2 separate regions of the Homo sapiens genome follow, and region 1 is linked to region 2. A link is a loop called in an ENCODE intact Hi-C map of the cell type or tissue named here. Cell type or tissue: pancreas. All regions are shown on one strand. Links, peaks and the distances in the headings refer to the core of each region. The heading gives the core; the rest is flanking DNA. Region 1 has its middle 91 kb from the start of LINC03062. Region 2 has its middle 13 kb from the start of GADD45G.

Region 1 (2,907 bases), core at 152-2,651, 110 kb after region 2:
TTTTTTTTTTGGCCTCTGGAATTGCCAAGATTAGCTACATGTATATATTATTTTCTTCAGGAACCATAGGCATTCCTGAGATAGGAGGATTCTGTACATTTGCAAACCTGTAGGGTTTGAGACTCACAGTGACAATCCCCAGCTTCTAGGGCTGTCATGAAAATGGCATGGGATGCTGACCCACATGGGGTGCTGTGCATGACACACTTTGCTGTTATCCACTAAAGCTCCCCTCTGCCTGCCCACTAATCAAAGGGGTTTAAAGGTTTGAAGCCTGGCTCATGTAAAAGCTGTGACTCAAACTTCAGGATTGGGTGTTAAAATGGAGGTTACTATGCGCCACTTCCTAACAATTCTAATACAGGACTCGTGTGTGTGTGTGTGTGTGTGTGTGTGTGTGTGTGGTGGAGAGGGTGTATAATGTGTGCTGTGTGTGGGGTATATAGCTTGTATGGTGCATATAATGTGCGTTTCTGTGTTTCTGTGGTGTGTGTGTAGTTTGTGTTGTGTGTATGTGTGTGTGGGTGTGTATACTGTGTGGGGTGTATAGTTTTTGTGGTGTGTGTAATGTGTGTAGTTGTGAGTGTGTGTTCGTAGTTTGTGCTGTGTGTATGTGTGTGTAGGGTGTATATTGTGTGTGGTGTATAGTGTGTGTATGTATGTGTGGTGTGTGTGTAATTTGTGCTGTATGTATGTGTGTGTGGGATGTATGTGTATATGTATGGTGTGTGTATGCGTGTGTGGAGTGTACTTGTGTGGGTTTGTGTGGTGTGTATGGTGTGTGTGTGGTATATGGTGTGGGGGGGCATGTGTAGGTGGCATACAGTGTGTGTGAGATGTACAGTGAGTCGTGTGTGTGTTGTGTGTAGGTGGGGTGTGTGCTGTGTGTGGTGTGTGTGGGTTTACAGTGTGCGTGGTCTGTATGTGTATGGTATGTGTATGATGTGTGTATGGTGTGTGTCTGGTATGTGAATGGGGTGTGTGCTGTGTGTGCTGCATGTGGGTTTACAGTGTGCGTGGTTTGTGTGTGTATGGTATGTGTATGATGTGTGTATGGTGCATGAATGGGGTGTGTGTGTGTGTGTGAGTGTGTATGCAGGGCAGGGAGGAGCCAGGAATCTTCATGATTCCCCAGTGGTTCTGCTGCAGATGTTGCAGAGATCATACTGCCTCCAAACCCTGGATCAGGGCTAGCCCAGGTATATTTTTATTTGCAGGTTGTATACTAAATACAGTTAAACAGTGGGGAGAACAAAACCAGCCTGGATAGTGTCTAAAAAAAATAAATCCCACGTACCATAGGATGTTAGATTTTAGTAAACTTCGTCCGTCCTGCTTCCTGCAGTCTCGTGAGAAGGCCGGGACACCAGGCTTCCAGCTTGAGTGTGTTTACCCAGCGAGCTGGGGGTGGTGGAGCGGCGGAGCTGGTGGCTCTGTCCCGCCTCTGTGGCTGGGGCCCAGTGTCAGTGGGCAGCATGCTTTCTGGCCTCCACCTGCCTTTCGGTCAACATTGGAACACGTGTCTCCTGCTGCTCTGTGGTGCGGCCTGTGGGCGGCGTGGGAGGTCCTAGGTGAGCTAAGTAGCGGCCAGTCTCGGTGCCCTTGGTGAGCTCTGCCCTCCGGTTGTGTCAATAACTCCATCTCTAGTTTGGCTCAAGAAATGTTTCTAGTTAATTTATAAAACAACGTGTCCCCCTTTGACTCTTGCAAGTAGCTGAATTCTGTTACCTAGCCAAATTATTTTAGTCTAAGAAAATTCCAGTTGTAGGTGCTTTAAAGATTTTGGTCTGTGGAAATTCATGGTATAATATTTGAGTGTGGTGCATGTGGGTCCTGGCTCAAGACCTTCATATGAGAGATGATCTTTTTCGTTATGATATATATATATATCCATCCAACTATCTATCTGTGTATGTGTCATATATACCATATTACCCAGTTGGAAATAAATAGAATAACCTGATCTTTCTCCCCACCCACATTTTCCTTTCATTTTCTCCTGAAGATGTCTTCTTCAAGTGTGAAGTACTTCTCAACAATCTCTCCAATCTTATGATTAACGCTTAGTAATAGAGCTCCCTTTTTAGCAGCCTGTGGTGTATTTGACCAACCTGATCTCTTCCCTAACATGGCTCTTGCCTTTTGGTGCCCACTCAGCTGCGTTACCTGCATTACCTGCATTACCTGGAGCATGTCCAGTTGCCCTGGTCCCAGAGGAGCTGTCCTGGCTTTTGCCTATTCTGTGTTGCTGAGGCTTCCTGCCCTCCGTGCCACCTTTTGCGTGGCTGCTTTCTTGCCAGCTCAGCACCTTCATAGCTGCATGCCACCCCGCCAGCTCCCTCTCTGGATCATCTCTCTCTATAAGGAGATTACAACTCTCAGGAAGGAACAGGTTTCCCCCTTCCCTCCTGCTGCCCCTAGTGCCTCTAGGTCTCACCCTAATGTGGATACGGCATCTCCAGCAGGCTGGGCAGGAGGCTGCTCAGCCCAGTGTTCTCTGTATGGATGGCAACCATACAGGACAAAGTGACAGAATGGTGCATTCATCTGAGAGCCCCAAGGGCCTGCTTGATCAACCATTCCTGTCACTTTCAAACTCCAGTTTACCAGTGGAAGCAGTCTAAATGCCATTGTGCACAACAGATAAAGGCAGGGCTGGTCTGGATGAAAGAGAGGCCGGTCTCAAGGTCCCCAGCTTGGGTGGTGGGCTCCTTTACATTCTCACAGCCCCCCGTAGCATCTCCTAGGCAGTTTCAGAAACCCCCCTGGGACTTGGGGACAATCAGGTGTGGAGTCTCAGGACTTTGTCTCTAATCATTCTACAAAAGAGCTCAGGATTTTTGTTTCCTTCTGGGGATTAAGGAAGCAACATTTGGATAAGATTTTAGTTGGAGAGGAAAGAACCCT
Region 2 (2,907 bases), core at 178-2,677:
CCTGGACCCTCCACTGGCACCTGACGGTACCAGGCTCCGCACAAGAACACTGCTGCCTGCACACTGTGGTGTCTGCCTCCTCTTGTAACTGGGCCTGCACTCCCCACCTTCTTCTCAGAGCTGATGGGGACAAGGCTGTGTCTCGGCACATCCTCCACCCAGTCTCAGCTGCCTGCTTCCTGGGAAGTAAGCCCCCAGGGACTCGATTTCCCTGTGCCCCCACCCCATCAGATATTCTCCACTTCATCTGAAACATCTGGAAGGTGGGAACATCTGTTATACCATAGGGTGGGTAGACGTGTTGTGGAAGTTCTTTTTGCAAAGAGGAGCTTCTCAGCAGGGCCAGGGGACCCTCACTCACCTCCAGGGAGTAAATCAGCTGGGTGGGGTGGAGTGGGGGGTGGGCCTGGTGCCTGTGAGGAAGGGCTTTCAAATCAAGTCCAGGCTTCCCCTGTTAACTCACCACTCTTCCCTTATCTGTGGGAAAAATAACAATATCATTTCATGCTATGATTTAAGTTTCAATAATGAAAATATCAATTAATACACTGAGCTCTAAACTCTGGAATCTAGCATAGAGGTCCAATTTCCACTCATCATTCTCCAACATGTGTCCCTCTTCCCCCATGCCTTCTATGTGTCCTGTCTGCGCCCAGGACTGCGTGTCCCAGGAAGACATGCCATGGGCCCCTGCCTGCTGGCTTCTCATTGGATTTGGCCAATGAGAGGTGTTGGTGGGAGATGAGAGGGCTGTGGGGAGGGAGGTAGGGGTGTGTCTTCCCTCTCACTCCTGCTTTCGGCTGAGTCCCCAGGGGTGCCTTGCCCCTCTGCACTTTACCTCCTGCCAGGAACCCCTGCCCCACGGCTCTGCTGTGCGTATCTTCTGCCCTCAGCCCTCAGCCCAAGGCTGGTGACAGTCCCCCGGTCCCCAGGAATACATCAGCTCCATCCTCTTGGCTCTCTGAGCCACCACACATCTGAGAATGTGAACCTTCCTTTCTCTGTGGGAACTTGGGGCGACACCTCCTTCTGCTTGGCCCTGGCTGGTGTGCACGCAGGAGGACTTGAGTGGAACCATGACCCTGAACAGGTCAGGCATGGGGCTGGCTTGCTCTTGGCAGAGCACTTGGCTTCAGTCCCACATACCTGTCCCTGCCTCTCCCACATCACTGGACAAAGCTAGGCTTGGGGTTGTGCCTAATCAGAAAGCAAAGCAGCACAACCCCCAGGTGCCTGGAAGGAGGGAAGCAGGAAGTTTATGAGTGGTGCCAGGACCCACACTGAGGCCTGGCTGCCAGTGACATGGGTGCCTGCTCAGACTCCTTTTGGCAACAGGTGTGCCCATCCCTCAGCCCCTGAGAACGTGGCTGCTAACCAATTCCTGCCCCTCCTTCTCTGCAGAGTTGCACACAGGGAGCCGTGGGGGCTTTCCCTCTCCAGACCCCAGCCAAAGACCAGCGGGCAAAGGAGATGGGAAAGGCCAGCCTGCTGCCTCCAAGTGGGACCAGCTCTAGGTACACTTCACACTCCAGAGCCCCTGGGGGCCCAGGCCACCTCCTGGCCGAGCTTTCCCTCCTCACACCGCTTCTCCTGAGAGCACCCCCATCCATCATCAGAACAGAAGTCCGCATCCCAGCCTCTGGGGAACCCAGCCTGAGGCAGGAACTGTTTCAGAGTCATGAAGCCAGCAACGAGAGAAGCCAAGACCAAAAGGGAAGCCTGTCTGACTTAAAATCCTGCCTTCTAGAAAGTAAATCTGCTGTGGTTTGACTGTGGCCTGCCCCTAATACATCTGTTGAAATCCTAACCCCCAAGGTGATGGTGTTAGGAGGTGGGGTCTTTGGGAGGTGATTAGGTCATAGGGGTGGGGCTCTCATGACTGGGATTAGTGCCCCTATAAAAGACACCCCAGAGAGACCCACTGCCCCTTCCACCACGTGGGGACACAGTGAGGAGGTACCGTGTATGTCAACAAGACATAAATGTTTGTTATTTATAAGCCACTCTGTATGTGGTATTCTGTGGTACCAGCCCAAATGAGCTAAGGCAAAATCCAATATCCCCAAATGAAAATAAGACTTATGGTGCATCTTGTGGTGTATATCATTTGTTCTGTGGGAGAGTGTGACACAGCCATAGAAGACCATGGTAAATAACAATGACTAAACCCATCACCACTGCTGGAGGAAGCAGGGACTGCACCAGCAGGGAGGAGGGCAGCATCTGTTTGCTGGGAGCTTTCCTTGAAGCTGGGGCTGGGTTGAATCCCATCCCCCACTAGCTGCATAACTTAGTTCAAGCTGCTTCCCTCTGGAAGGCAGGCCTTGTCTCATCAGATGCTTGTGAGACAAAGATATAAAATATGCCAAGGCAGGCGGATCATGAGGTCAGGAGTTTGAGATGAGCCTGACCAACATAGTGAAACCCCAACTCTACTAAAAATCCAAAAATTAGCCAGGTGTGATGGCATATGCCTGTAGTCCCAGATACTCAGGAAGCTGAGGCAGGAGAATCGCTTGAATCTGGGAGGTGGAGGTTGCAGTGAGCTGAGACCATGCCATTGCACTCCAGCCTGGGTGACACAGCAAGACTCTGTCTCAAAAAAAAAAAAAAAAAGTGCTCAGAACAATGACTGCACAAGGGAAGGTGCAGTGAATGCTGGCCAGTGTTGCCTAGCTTCTGTACGGGGTTTTTAAGGGAAGGGAATTCTCCCTTTCTCCAAAGGAGTACAACTGAAGTGTTAGGGAGCCCCTGCTAAGTACCCCCTCTATCAAGAGTTGAGGTGTTGGGCACTAAATAACAAGCTATAAAAGCCACATGAGCCCCAAGGCTCAGGCCACCTGCAAGGAGTGGTTCCCTGCAGCCAGCCAAGCTGCTCTCCAGACCAGAGAGAGCTTTCCTTCCCTG

What was found. Peaks named below come from ENCODE experiments on the same cell type or tissue, not always from the same donor. Only the 100,000 strongest peaks of a DNase experiment are listed, where the experiment ranks them.
Region 1: a loop joins it to region 2, with 2.2 times the contacts of the local background. A loop is called at or near these places in 37 of 110 quality-filtered maps.

The regions. Positions count from the first base shown.
Region 1 is chr9:89,729,411-89,732,317 of GRCh38, forward strand. No RefSeq gene overlaps it. Among named protein-coding and RNA genes, the nearest start is that of LINC03062, 91 kb to the left of the region's middle. In pancreas, for the core only: no CTCF peak of the experiment used is centred there; a DNase peak (open chromatin) is centred at 1,511; H3K27ac peaks cover 1,233 bases.
Region 2 is chr9:89,617,023-89,619,929 of GRCh38, forward strand. No RefSeq gene overlaps it. Among named protein-coding and RNA genes, the nearest start is that of GADD45G, 13 kb to the left of the region's middle. In pancreas, for the core only: no CTCF peak of the experiment used is centred there; a DNase peak (open chromatin) is centred at 1,199; H3K27ac peaks cover 1,636 bases.